Linked DNA regions of Mus musculus: region 2 is linked to region 1. The links are chromatin loops, found by intact Hi-C in ENCODE. Cell type or tissue: heart. All regions are shown on one strand.

Region 1 (8,000 bases):
TCTTCCTTCTACCGTGTGAGTTCTGCGGATTGAACTCAGGGCTCTGGGCTTGGCAGCAAGTGATTTAGCCTCCGGAGCCATCTCACTGACCCTTTCCCAAGTGTCTTAGGGCAGTAAATATACCTCACAGTGGGCCTGGCCACCTCTGTTTCGTGTCTCTCCAAGAGAGCAGAATGTTCATGAAAATGAAATGAGTCCCCCCCCACCCCCACCCCGTCTTTGCCATCCTCCGTAAGCCCCGGCCCCCTCTCTCTAGCATATGTTGTGAAAGGCAGAGACAGAAATAAATTGGAGTGCGTTGTGTGGATCGCAGCAGTTCTTTCTGGAGCTGATGGGACTCGGGTACAAGGCATTCATTCAGGAGACTGAGAAGCCCACCTCGGTAGGAGAACACTGAATCAAACTTGGGCCCTACCCTCTCCACGTGGCTATTTGTTTCATCTCTCTGGATACCTTGGTGGCATCTGAAGAAGGAAGGAGATCGCATTCAGAACAAGGAGGAAGAGAGGCAGGACAAAGGAAGAGGATATTGTAGGCCAAAGACCTATCGATGTAGTGATGGCTGGTGCAAGTCTGACCGGATAGCACATGAGAGCAGATTAAAAGCCAGTCTGCCCCGATTACTGTGTCTAATTAAGTACTCAATCTCTAGTTAACTGCTCTCTGTAGAGGCAACTGCCTCCACCTTGGATGTCTGAGCCTCACCCGCACCCTTCCTTGCACAGATGCGTGCACAGGAACTTGCAGCATGCTTGTTGGTCCCTGGGTCTTGCCCAGGGAATCCATCCTCACTCCATGGCTTCGTGTCGGTTGCAATGGCTTCCTCACACATTTCGGTCTTCTCTTGGGCTCCTTTGCTCCTCTCTCCATCCCTGCCAGTCTTGCCAGCATGGTGAGGACCTGAACCACAAGCTGACACTGGTATATAGTATGAGGCTAGAAAGGAGTTTGCCTGAGAAAGGGAAGAGGAAAATGGTGGACAGTGGAGGCTTACCTGGACCTCCTACATGAGCTTGGACCCCCTACCCACATTTAGCCCCTCTCCAGAGCCCTCATGGCCTTACCACCCAATCATCAGATTCCCTCTCTCTATCCTTCTTACCTTCCCCCTACAGCTTCCCTGCCCCCATGGGACCCACATCTCGGCAGGGACCTCACTCAGTCTGTCGGACCCTTATCAGCTGTCCTCTGCCTCCTTCCTGGCTTCTGGCCACCAACATTTATACTAGCTCCCATCTTCCTGCAACACCCTCTTCTTGGCCTTGTAAGGCATCCAGCTCCTGCCCTGTCTCACTTCCCCTTAGAGCCAAATCTTTTATTTGGGGTAATCTACAGGTGAAGTAGCTTCTACTCTCTGTGGACTTGCTTTGAATGAACCAATGACTGGCCAAATGAATGAAGGAGACTCTGAGAGTAGGATGGTTGGGGGAAGGTTCTGGAGTCAGTCAGATGTGGTTCAGTCAAGGCCATGACACTGCCCACCGCATGACCGGGGTGGCCACAGAGCCTCATCTATACACAGATCTGAGAGGTGCAGTGCTTCCCATCTGCCTTCCTGAGGCTGGAATATGGATTGTATAGGAACATTCTCATTCTACAGATCCAGGCTCCTGGACAGCATGCAGCCTCCGTCAGCTCTGACACCGCTGCTTAGCAACAGAGATAGCCCCATCATGAGGGGCTGTAGGTATCCTGGCTGCAGGTGTCTGATGGGAAGAGAGTCTCAATGAGGGCAGATAAGGCTGCCCTGAGTATGTCTTTGGGAGATTGTCTTGACTGCCTTAACTAATGTGGGAAGACTCATGCTGAAGATGGGTAGAGTCCCTAGGTCTGGGCCTGGGACTATATAAGTAGAGAAGGCACGGTACTAAGCATGTATACATTCATTATTTCTCCGTTCTTGACTGTGGATATGATCTGAGCAGCTGCCCCATGCTCCTACCACTGTGATTGCCCCCACAGTAAAGGACGGTACCCTGGATTGGAAACCCTGTGTTTATCTTTTCCAGGGTATCTTATCACATCAGCAGAAATGAAGCTGGGGCACCATGCACAGGAGAAACTCGATGCTTTCTACCTTAGCCCACTTCTTTGATGTCTCCAGGTCAGTGGGTCATGGGCACCTGCTGGCTCGTAATGAGCCAATAACTTAAGAGGCCCAGAATATCATCCTGCCCTGCCCTGAGACCTCAGTCTAACTTCCCTGGCCATTCCATATGCATCCCAGGCTATAGGGACCAGAGATAGCTTCCCATCGCTGTATAAATATACACAAAGGAGATGGAAGGGCCTCTGAGAGTTGCCACCACTCCAGTCCACACTCCTGTCCTTCATCACCCATGATCTGTGAAGACAGCTATATGGAGTAGTTGCTGTCTGCGGCATGCTGTTCCTGGGATGGCGGGTACCTTTATTCCCTTGCTTTCTGGGCTTCCAGCCCTCACTGCTACCCTGCACTCCTTTCCAAGTGCCAGTCAGGCATGGGGACTGTTGGCTTGCCCAGAGCTGTGACCCTGGCAGGCGGGAGGAGGAGGGCGGGCAGGGCTGTCACCCTTCAGCTGGCTAATGTGGAGGTCTTAATGAATATGAATGGCCGCCTCCTCCTCCACAGAGCTGGTCCCATCAGATTCCTTCACACCTCGGTGAGCCCAGAAAGGTTACTTGGAATTAAATGTAAATCACATATTTACTGGTATGAATCAGCTCACGGTATCACTTTCTCACTGCGGTGAATTTAATCACACCTCAGCCCTGAGGGCTTCTTCTTTCCTGTGGGTTGTGGGGCACACCTGAAAGAGAAGGTCATGGCCTTCCGATGTGGGGGTAAGGCTTGGGGTGTTGCTGAGCCTGGGAAAGGGCAGTGGGTACAGCGGAGGCTTGATGCTGGTCTGCATGGTCCTTTGGTACCCAAGTCACGACTGTCTGCTATTGAGCATCATGTGAGTGAGTCAGAGGCAGTAGCAGTGGGGCGGATAGTAGTTCAGTTCACAGTTAACACTTGCTCTGTGTTGAATGATCTCAGGAATATCACCATTAAAAGGCAGCTGCCAGTAACTTCTCTTTCTAGTGTCACACAGATTTCTGGAGCCTTGGGGAAAACGAGGCCCCTGTCAAGGCTCCATTTGAGTTACCCTGTGCCGAGAGGCACATCGAGTGGAGGGGCCCAGCCCCTTGAGACATGAAACCTAGCACAAAACCACAAAACATGGGTGCAGCACAAGGCCTGTTGGCTCTACTGATCCCATTGCGTGTTACTTACCTACAACCCAGAAGTGTTCTGTAACTGCGAAGAGAATGACCAGGAGACCAGCACAAAGGCTCCTGACCAAGAAATAAAGGCAGCCAGCCCCTGGGTTCCTGGGTCTCCTTCAGATCTTCTGTGCTGTGGTTCACACGAACCATTGAGGAATAATGAGACTGTCTGTGAGGAGAGGCTCGACACTCTGTATGTGCAAGCTCTCAAGGGGCGTGATGGCTAAGGAGCTCTGTGTGGGTCACTACCTCAGCTGGGCAGGATGCAGGGGATACCTGCTTCCTCAGGATGTCACCTGACCATCTCTTCCCAAGTCTATTCATCAGAGTTCAGATTCAGGGCTAACAGCTGTGTGTGTTTGGTGAGACCTTTACAGCTTCCAAACAGCACGTAAGGCAGGAGCATGCAGCTTGCTTGCAGGTGGCACAGAGGACTCCCTGCTGGTCTCCAGTTCTGCCCGTGGAAAGCCTGAAAGCGGGGGGGGGGGGGGGGGGGCTGGCATGCATGGTGGTCCCCAGCCTGACTTTCTCCTCCAGGACGCTCTGTGCTCAGAGTCCTCCCCAGAGCCTGGACTTTCTCCACTGGACTGCTCCTAACTGCAGAACTATTTTCCAGAAAACTGAGCCTGCATTGTCTACACAGGAAGCCGTGTGTGTGTGTGTGTGTGTGTGTGTGTGTGTGTGTGTGTGTGTGTGTGTTTAACCCAAAACCCAGATGTAGTTCTTCATGTATCAGGAAGTTTCTTTCTACAGTTTTTAAGGAACACAGCTCCCTTGGGTGTAAATCAAGGGCCTTCTTTTTATGGATGGCCTTGGTGCCAGGAAAGCTCTGGCTTTGTTTACCAGCTTCGGTTGGAGGAATGTCTGTCGGATTTAGAAGCAGGCTGTAAGTAACCCTGCACGGTGGGTGGGGAAGCCGAGGTTCCAGAGCAAAGATGTCCATTTCGGATATTACTTGAGCTATCTATCTGTTGTTGTGTAACTGTATTAGTCAGGGATCTCTAGAGAAACAGAATGAATGCATGTGTGGTTTATTAGAGTAGATTGTAGGCCGAGGTCTGAGTAGTCCAATAATAGGTGTTTCATGATGGAAAGGCCAAGAATATAGTAGCTGTTCAGTCCATGAGGCTGGCTGCCTCAGCAGTCCTAAGCTGGCACTGGCTTTCTGGTGGATTCCTGGAGACCTTTTGGTCTTCAGTCTACTCTGGAATTCTGACATCAGTGAAGGAATACCTCGGAGCAGCAACAGGACAGATGGTCTTGCCAGCTAGAGTGAGGGCAAGCAGGCAAACAAAGTTTCTTTCTTCCATGTTCTTTTATGTGGGCTGCCAGCAGAAAGTGAGACCAAGATTTAGGGATGAATCTTCCTGCTTTAAATAATCCGATTAAGAAAACCTCTCCCAGGAGCGCTCAGCCACTTGAACTTTTAGTTGATTCTAAATGCAGTCAGGTTGACAACCAAAACATCATAATAACCAATCACCCTAAAACAATGCAGCGATGTAAACGAAACTGGATGACTACAGCCATAAATCCGTGGGATCAGGAATTTTGATAGAGCCAATGGCAATGTTTTGTCTTTATCACACACTATGCCTGGAGCCCCAGCCTTAAAGATTTCCATACTTGGTGCAAGATAAGGTAGAGATTAAACTGTTGGTAGCTGGAGCCACCCAGAGGCTTCTTGATCTGTTTGGTGGTTAGGTTGCGATATCTCAAAGTCTATGTACAACTGACCAGTTGATTAGTGTATCCGAAATGCATCTCCATGCATGTGAGTTTCTAGCAGCATAGGGACTGGGATCTGAGGGAGGGAGGACAAAAGAGAGAATTCCACAAATCTAGGGTTCAAGAGTCTAAGGTTGGGCTCCTGAAGTTCCCTGGGACCATGGACACCAGGCAGGGTCATTTCTATTGGTTATAAACTAGTGACGGAGGCTAGCTCCCATTCAAGGGGAGACAAGTTAGATTCCGTTCCTTGGTGGGAAGCGGCAAGATCACCTGGCAGAAAAAACGCACGAGGTAGAAGTTCCTGTCACCACCATCTTGGAAACCACACCCTGTTACAAGAGCTGTTGTTTTCATTAAGCTTCTGGGACATCAATCATTCAATCAAACAACCGACAATTGTGACCAACAAGTGTTGATGACATTTCTGTCGTGCTAGTTCTTAAACCAAGAGACAGGAGAGGGAGAGGGACCCTACTCCAATCTCTCCAAGCTTCTGAGCTTAGAGAGCCAGTCTGTAAGATGGGATTCCGTTGGAGGTCTTTTTAAAAGATAGATTCATTTTTATAGTTTTTAATTTTGTGTGTGGGGGGGACATATAGGCCTGTTAGTATATGTGCCCAACATGGTTGGAGGTATCACATGTCCCTGGAGTTGCAGTTATAGGCAGTTGGGAGTAGCTTGACAAGGGTGCTAGAACCTGCACTTAGATCCTCTGCAAGGCTAGTCTCTGCTCTTAAACACTGAGCAATTGATTTCACTAGCCCCCAGCTAGTGATCATTTGATGCCAAGAAACAGAGACCCAATTCAGGCAACCTAGGTAGAGAAGGAGGTTCAAGGATCCTGTAGAAATCCAAGGATATAATCTTAAATCCATTTCAGGAATTGTGAGGCTCTACTGGAAGACCAAATAACTCAAACAACTTCTCCAAGATGGCTTGCATGTCTCTTGGGGTGTCTTTTTCTACTATCCAGATTTCCTTGCTCATTCAAGCCTCCCTATTCCTGATGCTCGGCTCATGGCTTCCTCATGACAGCCATGAGGTTGTTAGAATTCTACCCTTTCCCTCTTCTCTCTGAGAGCCCCATATGCACTCTCAGAGGTCCAGTACTCAGTTCTGATGGGCTTGGTCCATCTTTTCCAGCCATTCCTCACAGATCTTGGTTTGCTGGTAAGCCTATAACCGAGATCCTTTGTGCTGATCCTTTGGCCCAATTACCTGGTAGTTATGGGTAGTCATGAGTACCAGGCTTCATAGAATGAAATAGGACTGTAGGCTCTTGTCAGAATCTCCATGGGAGGCACGATCTCTTGACAAACATTTGCAATGAGTGCACAGCCATCAGCTCCTTAGTGCCCTCTCCTTTTAGACTGTGGGGAGGAAGGAGTTGATGAAATAGGGAAAAGTATTCTGTGGTCTACAAATTGATACACAGATGGGAGCAGTAGCGTGATTGATCCATCCATCCATCTAACTATCCATCAACCCAACCATCCATGTATCCATGCATCCAACTATCTACCCACATAAGAACCACTCCTTGGGCTGGGGAGCGTGGCAGGTAACCCAATTTGTGGTTGAGTCTGAGGCCCTGAGTTCAGATCCTCAATACCCATGTAGATGTGAGAGAATAGCACACACATCTGCATCGAGCTCTTCTACATGAAATGGAAGGCAGAGGCAGGATAATCCATGGAAACTCACAAGCCAGGGTTCACAGGGGTACACGGCAGAAAACAGCATGAGACCCTGCATCCAACCAGATACGCGACAAAGACTGATTTCTGAGGATATCCTCAGACCTCCATATGCTCACTGTGGCACATGGATGCCTCCCTTCCCTGTAACGATTTTTTTAAAGTACTTCTTGAGTTGGGCTGTAATCCTAGCACTCAGGAGGCATCCAGACTGCTGGAATTCAAGGTCAGAATGCAATAATTATGTTCCAGGCAGTCTGGGTGACACAGTTAGACCCCATACCCACACCAAAGAAAGCAAAAGATAAAAGGAGAAGAACGATTACTTAGCATCTGTGAGGTGTACCCAGTGTCCTCAGAACTAAGGAGGCACCAACATGCGCATTAGCCTTGGCTTTCATTTCCCTCCTCACCCCTGCAATTACATTATCAAGCTACAAGACATGCAACCTGCAAAAGCCCCAGTAGCTTTATCTCCGGTTGGTAACAGAGGCATAAACACACCCAAGCTTGATGCAGTAACCTACAAGTAAATTAAGCCACATTGAAATAGCATCTTTCACCAAGCAGACTGTGAAAGATTTAAACACATACTGAGAGTGGTGGTGTGAAAAGAACTGAGCAGACTTCCAGATCCCTCATGGAAGTGTGAATCAGTACAGATTCCAAATGGAACATCCCTTAAAATGGCAAAAAGCGCTCCTCCCTGGAAGCTTTGCCTCGTGTACTCACTGTGGGGACTCTCTGTAACTTCAAGGATGAAACGACCTAAATAGCCACCCACAGGGAAAAGGCCAGGTAGATACTGTGCACAAGCCCAGCAGACGCCCAGGTAGCCATGGAATTCAAGGAGGGACCTCTTAGGCAGAATGCACTGTCAAGATAAAAACACAAGAGAGAGAATCATAAACTGCAGTGGTGTTTAAAGGTACTGGGAGGGGCTGGAGAGATGGCTCAGCAGTTAAAGATGCTTGCTGTTCTTTTGGAGGTCACAGGTTCAGTTCTCAGCACCCTCATGACAGCTTAAAAACATCCTTAACTCCATCCAGATTCAGGGGATCGTATGCCTTCTTCTTGCTCTGTGGGCTCCAGGCACTTGCCAGTGCACAGACACACACACACAGGGAAAATGCATATGCATAAAATAAAAATGCATAACTCTTTGAATATTAAGGATTTATAAGTAGAAAACACACACATGCATGCATGCACAAGTGCATGTGTTGGCACATGCACCCTCATACACACTTCCCTGTAGAAGCATACAATGCACCTGTAAGAACTGACAAAAAACCTACCCAGTGGGATGCCTGTGCAGAA
Region 2 (8,000 bases), 150 kb after region 1:
GCTTCTGATCCTTCTACCTCAACCACCTGAATACAGAGATTATGGGTGTATCCGTTCACAGTGGAGTAAGCGTACACCATTGTCCACTTAGTCTGGTGCTGGGGCTGGAACCCTGGCCCTTACGCACGCTAGGCAGGCACTCCACCTGCGGGGCCCCAGCCTAGGCCAGTGCACTCACTTTGAAGGTCTGCCGACAGAAGGCACTTACTCTTTGAGGAGGGAAGAGGATCAGTCTATAAGAGAGTGGTGTGGTCCTGAGAGAGAGGGAGGGGAGCGAGGATCTCTATCCCTGAGCAAGGAAGACCAGCAGGGCCTCCCCATTTAAGGATGGGGAACTGGGCCTGGACCCTCTCTTCTCTTCTCCTTCCCAACACCACCACTCATCCACCAGAGATGGTAAGGCCAGTGGACTTGGAAAGACACATGACCAAGAGCCACCGTGCGAGCTTACAGCTATCGCCTCAAACACTCTTGAGAAACAGGAATTAAAACAATAGAACTGGTTGAAACGACTATATTTTTACCAACCATGAAACATGTTTCTTTGCAATTTGAAACTTTGGGAATCAATGTATCTTACAACTAATAATATGGCACGACATAATTAGCTTTTTCTCATGAAACATGAAATAATGGTGTGACATCAATGAGACATAATTCAAAGCGAATATGGCCAGCATGCTTTTATAAGTTAAGTACTCCTTTCTCCATCGAGAAATTGCAACATGGAATTGAAGCGTCTAGGCTCATATTAACATAGTGGAAGCTAAGTACTGCTTGGTAAAGAGGTGTCCAGCATAGCCAATTTCAGATTTAAAAAAAAAAAAAAGCTAAATAATGGTATTTAACGAACAACAGCAATAGCAAATGGCTAGGACATGGATTTCATAGTTGGCAGCCAAACAGCTTTGAGCTAGCTCCTCAGTCTAGGACTAGTGAGGGTCTCTTTAATCCACTCTCCATTCTCTCTCTCTCTCTCTCTCTCTCTCTCTCTCTCTCTCTCTCTCCCAAGGATTGTTCTGGACATGTGGGGCAAATACAACTTCCTAAATAAGAACAAGCTCCTAAGCTCCAGTGACCTCTTTTCTGGACCCCAGCCCTTCTCAGAAAGTCAGGGAGGATGCCCAGGTCAACCATGCAGGAATAGTTAGGCAATGCCGGGTCTGACAGGCAGCACTGCCTGTGTGATGGCCAGCATTCACTTCATCAATATGGCCCTTACAGCCCCCCCTCATCTCACTCTTCAGGGATCTTCGGTCATGTCTCTGCTTACGTCCCTCAAGGCTGAAGTTGGGTCTTTTACTCTATAAATACTTCTTACCTCATCTAGGGCTGAGCAAGCCTTTAGCACGTTTTTATATGATTGGGGATTAAGGAATGGAGCCTGGTCTACATATCAAGTACCAGGACAACCAGGGCAACACACAGAGACCCTGTCTCAAAAAAAAAAAAAAAAAAAAAAAAAAGACAAAAATCAAAAGAATGACAACAGGATTCCTAACAAATACATGTATGGATGCATTCAAACGTGAATAGATGGTCGGGTTGATCCAATACATGCACAAATGCATGAATGGATGCACAGAAGGGCACATGCACACATTCCTGAATGGGTAGATGAATAGACAGATAAATGGCACTCATATGCACAGATACATCGATGGACGGTTAGAACTATTTAGAAATCTTTTGCTCTTGAATTGTCAAAACGGGCTAAAACTGGATTCCCCTGTAACTGCTGTTTGAAGTCACCGAGGTAGGGCCAGATTTAAAAAGCTCCAGCCAATTTATCCAATATCACAAATGAGTACAAATGACAAAGTTCCCCTAAAGTCCAGAGATCCAGATGGGTGTCTGCTTCTGGCCAAACACGCATGATATATTCTTCTTAATAAAGCCAGCCTCGTGTCCTCAAATTATCCAAGGAATACATTTGCCCACCCACAGCGGTGGGGGAAGCGATTACTTATTAATAAGGCAATAGCTAAATCTAATTATATCCCCATCAGAGGCAGCTGGTAATAAAACCCGGCTGGTCTTCCAGAGCTTGGTGACCTCGCTGACCTCAAATCAAAGTTTAAACCATCCTTCAGCTTCCCCTGCACCCCCAGCACACCTCCCAATTACGAGCACCCTGGTGCCTCTGTCTGCCAGGGGTCAGAGGTCGCCGCATGCACTAGCTGGCTGGGAGCGGGGATGGGACTTTAGAAATCTCATTATCCTGTTAACCATACATTTATCTGACAAGATAAAAGAGACTAGGTGACCAAGCTATCATTAAAGATTAATAGAAAGTATAAAAAATTCAGCTGCAACGAGCATCACTGTTTAGGGCTTGTGATCGGCCTGACAGGGTTATTAATCAGGGAGCCAAAAAGATTTAGGTCTTTGCTCTTGATATTTTTCTATTTTTATTTTCAGGGTTTTTTTTTTTCCCTCCCTTCTGTCTTAAGTCATTACCTTGTCTCCTACCACCTCAAACCGGAGGTCAGAGGAAGCTGCTGTTAATTGGTTCTTCTGTGTTTTTTTTTTTTTTTTTAAATCACAACCCACTGGGCCAATTATAAAATTGCCAGGACTCGGAAGGATGCTAGTGGACTGGGACAGGGATTCAAGCTGCCTCCCTGAGCTGCGCCCCCCTCCTCCAGTGCCAGGCCTGTTTGTTGGCAGGGAAAATCGATATGTTTTTAATTTAATTCAGTCCTGGAAGGCACACCCAAGCCCCAAGACGCCCTCTCCTCATTCGTGATTCCATTTCAATTTTACATGAAAAGATTTTCCAGCCCACGCCTACGGAGGCATCAGAGGGCAGGATCCTCCTCATCATCTTTTTTTTAAGGCATAGGGAATCTTTTTTATTCTTTCTGATACTATCTCTTAGCGCCCACCCACCCCTGCTGCCCTGCATCTCCCCCGCATCCTCCTCCTTTTTGATCATAAATCAATGTCTTTTTCCTGGGCTGCCCTGAGAGACGCCAGCGCCGATGAAAACTGAGCTGATTCTCCACTGCCACCCTAGGCCCAAGGCAAAGAGAAAGGGTGGGGAGAGAGGATGTCCAGAGCCCCCAAAGCTTCCCTGGGCTCACACAAGGCTCAGAAGTCTGTGCTGGGAGCCATGCTGGCCAAAGCTCTGCAGGGTTCTGGGATCAAGTGCCCAGAACTGAGCCCTGGGATGTTGGTGCAGTTTTCCAGAATTCTCCACTGCTGCCTAGTGACATCAGGAGATTCGACTAGGCTGGCTGAGCTACTGCCTAAGTTGGATAATGGGGACCCACCCCCTCGCTCTGTGACAGGCTGTTTGAAGATCAAATGGAATCCCTAAGAGCAGTAGTCTATTGTAATCGCTTCCTGCTGCATTTCCGTTTCCTCCCCCAAGCCGTTAAAGCTAATCTGATAGATCAATTAAGGGTAAAATGTGATTGGCTGACCTCTGGATAGCTGCCAGAGTTCAAGGACAACATTTTATTCCAGTGTAAGCGTTGTGCCCATCACCCACCAACATGTCCTCCCTCCAAAGCAATGATTCGCGTGCATCTTCCCAATAGGAGGAGCTGTTCTTGCCTCCAGGAGCACAGCTTATATACTAGGGGATAAACCAGGGAATGTTCTCATTAGGGTCAAAGGTCAGAGTTGAGCACATAAGGCTCAGGATCCAGTCCAGGAAGCCAAGGTATATGGAATAGAATGGGGAAAAAAAATAGGAAAAAAAAAAGCTCAGGATGGAAAGAGGAGTTCAGGCTAGGTCAGAAGTGGCTCAGGCTGTGCAGTGAGAGAAGTCCTTCAGACCTTGAAAAAGATTGTGTCTGCAGCTCCGAGGCTCAGGGCCAGACCTGATGGTTTCTGGGTCTGGCAGCTCTAGACACTGTAAATCAATCTGTCAGTCCAGAGCTGGTGAGCGTGGCGTGGAAAGAATGCTTCCTTCCTCTGGAAAACCACACAGGTGGGGAAGAGGGAAAGTAGGTTGTGGGAAAGACGTTGAGCAGGAGAGCAGCATGGGAAGAGCAGCACTGGGAAACGTCACATTTCTGGACACAAACTTCCAGTGACGTCATGCTGAAAACAGGGAAAGGAAGAGGGAGGGATGGACCTAGAAGCCCTAGGGAGGGTGGCCATGCACCTGTCCAGGGAGGACTCAGCCAAGGCCATGCTGGGACAGTGACACTAGAGGATAGCAGGCCTAGGGAGAGCTGGATGTGGCAGCAGATCCGCTGACTGAGTGACTCCATTTTACACCATCATCTCAGACAAAGATCTATCCCTGCCTCGAAGGAGATGGGGATGCACGGGGCTGGACAAGCAGGAGCTGGGGTGTCGGGGTGCCCAGTGTCAGGACACCACAGCTGCTTCTCACCTTTCTCCCCCACCTCCTCACACTGGCCCCAACTGAAAACATGTGGGATTTATTTTGGAAGTTCTATTGGCTAGTGACTTACTAAGGTGTGTCTCGGGGTCATAATTACAGATGAAGATGTTCCCTTAAGCATTAGGGCTCTTGTTGGAAGACTGAGCATCAGAAAACAGAAGCTGAGATAGACATGTGAGCAGACCTCACAGAGAGACAGCGTCATCAGCTACCTCCAATACCTGGAGGACTCTGGAGCCAAGAAAGGCATCCTGGGATGGAATGTGCATCCTGGGGGCTGTGGGTGCATGTGTATAGATTTTGTCTGTTTTTTGTGTTGAAGAGAGTAAAGCAGAAGTGTCTATAAAGAGCCTACTGTGTCTTCTATAAAGAGCCTACTGTGTCTAGGTAGGTGCTTTGCTCATGCTCTTACATATTCTTTAACTATCAGTGGGGTTAAACAGTTGTACCATGGGAACTGTTCAACTGTGATCAGGCAGTTTTCTCTTGTCCTTGGCAAAGCTAGTCATTAAACATTAGCCAGCAGCCGGGCATGGTGGCACACACCTTTAATCCCAGCACTCGGGAGGCAGAGGCAGGCAGATTTCTGAGTTCGAGGCCAGCCTGGTCTATAAAGTGAGTTCCAGGACAGCCAGGGCTATACAGAGAAACCCTGTCTTGAAAAACAAAAACCAAAAAACAAAAACCAAACAAACAAACAAACAAACAAAAAAACAGCTAGCACGCCCCTAGTTTGGGCAAGCATCTCTTCCATCTCGAACTCAACTTGTCAAGGCTAAACTTACATTGCTCCCAACTCACTCCCCATTGACTCCCTCCCCAGTATCTAGGATGTGTTTTACTGTTCTCAAAAAAAAAACTCCATCCTAGACAGTCGGCTCCTGGAAGAAGAGCAACATCGTAGTGAGGCTGCCCCAAATAGGATTATTCTCACCCAGGCCTGCGTGTGTGTGTGTGTGTGTGTGTGTGTGTGTGTGTGTGTGTGTGTATGGACATCCCTGGGGAACCCTGGCCTGTGCACAGAGGACAGCTGAGTGCTTGTCTCCAGCAAGCTTGCCCAGGTTGGCCCTGCCTGTGGAAGAGGGAACAGGCAGGGATTGTTTACTACTGATGTAGTGAAGTGAAATCACCCCGGGCCTCCCCAGATCCCTGAATCTTGCACAATGGAGAAGCATAATTGAATCAAAGAGTACTGTAATAGAAAGTTCACCGACCTGGCAGTGCAGCCCAGTGTGGATCATCAGTACTGGTAGGGTTACAGGGGCCATCTGGTTCTTTGTAAGGGACGGAGGAGAGCAAGAAGCAGGCAGAGCAGCATGCCCTGGGAGTGTCCCTGGATCCATAGGTCTGAAGCTGTGACAAGCAGCGGGGCCATGACTATCTGGGCATTGGGTAGGGTGAGGTCTTTAGAAGACAGACAGACTCAACCACAAGACAAATCACTCACAAGGCAAAGCTCTGTGGCCCTGAACCCATACACATATATGACCCCAGAGCCCTTGCTGGCTTTTCTTGGTCCAGGCCTCAGTTTCCCCATATGAACACTAATCTTTATGGTCTCAGTGGCACTCACTCCTCTGAACTCCACACTGCTGCTACCTTATTCTTCTAGGTATTTTTATTTGTTTGTTTGTTTGTTTGTTTGTTTATTAGACCAAGTCTCGTGTATTCCAGGCTGACAATGAACTCCTCATTATCCAAAGATGGCCTTGCACTGCTCCTCCTCCTGTCCCCCAGGACTGCAAGTGTGTCCCACCATGATCACTTTATGTGGTTCTGGCTGTTGAGCCCAGGCCTCCTGCCTGATAAGCTGGCACTCTATCCAGTGAGCCTTTTCTCCAATCTTTATTTGGGGTACTTCTGATCTGGGTGTCCAGACTAGGTTGCAGTGTGACTAAGTATTTGAGAAGGCTTAACATGTCCATCTGGTAGGCCAGTCTGGGGGACCCCTGGGCCATGACCTACACAAGCTTGTCTGTCACCTGCAGAGGAAGGGGCTACTTCTTGGATCCCATCCAACTGTCTAGGAGCACTCTTCATGCCTGCCCGAGGCAGCTGCTGAGAAACAAGCAGGAGATACACAGAAACTCAGCATGTGCCACCAGCATCCCTAGGTAGAGTGCCAGAGTCAGGCCAATATCCCTGTGGCTGCTTTCCAGGCAGCAGAGTGGGCAGAGTTAGAGGGGCCCCTGCTCCTGGAAGCCAGTCTCAGTAGATATAAGACAAAAGAGAACAGGGACTCGGGTTGCCTGCACCCATGCCACAACCTTTAGGGGCCTGGGGGGAAAAGAGGGATAGGGGAATATTTTCCTACACATTCTGCCTGTTATATATAATAATAATCTGCTCCATGTCTTCTTTATGATAACTCAAGAAAGCAGTTACAATTGCCCAGCTGCTCAATTGAAGGTCAGCCAGGGATCCAGTCCTCCCTAAGGTCACTTTGTCCTTTAGTCGTGATATCGTTTGTACTGGTTAACACACCTTCAACAGGTCCACCGTATGGGCTGTAGGTTTGTGCTATTAGAAGAGGTTTTGGGAATGATTCAATTGGGCAAGGCCATGAGGGTAGAACAGTGGCCTTATAAGAGTGTCATCTCCCCTCTGCCTGTGCGCAAGGCGGGAGAGGGCCCTCACTGGAGCTCAGCACTGCTGGCTGCACAGCCCAAGTCTCCAGCATCCAAACCCAGAACCCTGAGGAACTAATGTTTGCTCTTCAAGCTGTCCCACTAATGGGTTCTCTTACCACAGCCTGGGCCAGCTGAGACAAGAGGCACGAATCAGCCACCCACTTCCTCCCCATGCCCGTTTTCACACATAAATGATGACTCTACCTCTCCTGTCCATGCTGTGAGTGGACTGGGCTCTGCTGTTCCCAGCTTACCAGAGTCTCACATGTGTGCCCATATTTGTCATATTAAAATGACTTTGTCCTCTACAAAGTTCACACTCAAGAACCCCACAATCAAGTTATCTAAATAGGTAAATAATCCTCACATTTTGAGTAATTTTAGGATTCTCTGTTGGTCTCTTTTCATAGAAATTCTAGGCCCTTTGCAGCCCATGGACCCCAGAGTGGCCTTCCCTGGCAGAGTATCTTAGGGATGTTGGGTTTTGTTTAGGAGACTTTGAGCTGGCCTAAGAAGGACTCCCAAGTATGAGAGGTCCTGAGGTGGGTGAGGGCAGGCAGTCTGGCATGACTGTCTCTCAGGTCAGAGGCTGTTTGGTATCCAGACACCAGGCCAACCTTCGCTTGGGGCCATAGCCACCATAGACTCGAGATCCTCAAGGCTCATAGTACTCCACAATGGTCCTGAGGGCCTTGCCTCTCTGTCCTTGGTACCTTCCCTATATTTTCCCTCTTACCCACTTGCTGTTTCTCTCAGAAAACATTTCTGAAGTCTCTGTCCCTCAAGGTAGTTCCAGCACCACCAAGAAAAAGAACTTGCTTTCTGGACCATTCCACACCAGCAAATTAAAACAAGCAAGCCTTCCTTTGGCCTTCCTCCTGTCTAGTCCTGTGCCTGACCCTACCCTCAGGACTTCTCCAGAGCGAGAGGAACAGGAAGCCCCTAGAACTCTGAGAGGCTAACAACTCACTAAAGGCCTAGAGGGTTGAGAAACGTGGAGCAGCTCC

The links. A loop is a pair of places that touch in the nucleus more often than their neighbours do. Peaks named below come from ENCODE experiments on the same cell type or tissue, not always from the same donor. Only the 100,000 strongest peaks of a DNase experiment are listed, where the experiment ranks them.
Region 2: it touches region 1 in a loop (9-fold over the local background); 2 of 42 quality-filtered maps call a loop at or near these places.

What each region holds. Positions count from the first base shown.
Region 1 is chr9:61,211,118-61,219,117 of GRCm38, reverse strand. Gm34105 (a long non-coding RNA gene) reads right to left here. Exons shown (of 4, transcript XR_379511.1): 3 at 7,413-7,554; 4 at 6,203-6,353. Among named protein-coding and RNA genes, the nearest start is that of Gm34105, 8.4 kb to the right of the region's middle. In heart, no CTCF peak of the experiment used is centred here; a DNase peak (open chromatin) is centred at 3,957; H3K27ac peaks cover 202 bases; H3K27me3 peaks cover 7,351 bases.
Region 2 is chr9:61,065,155-61,073,154 of GRCm38, reverse strand. No RefSeq gene overlaps it. Among named protein-coding and RNA genes, the nearest start is that of Gm46116, 12 kb to the right of the region's middle. In heart, no CTCF peak of the experiment used is centred here; a DNase peak (open chromatin) is centred at 3,394; H3K27ac peaks cover 469 bases; H3K27me3 peaks cover 1,128 bases.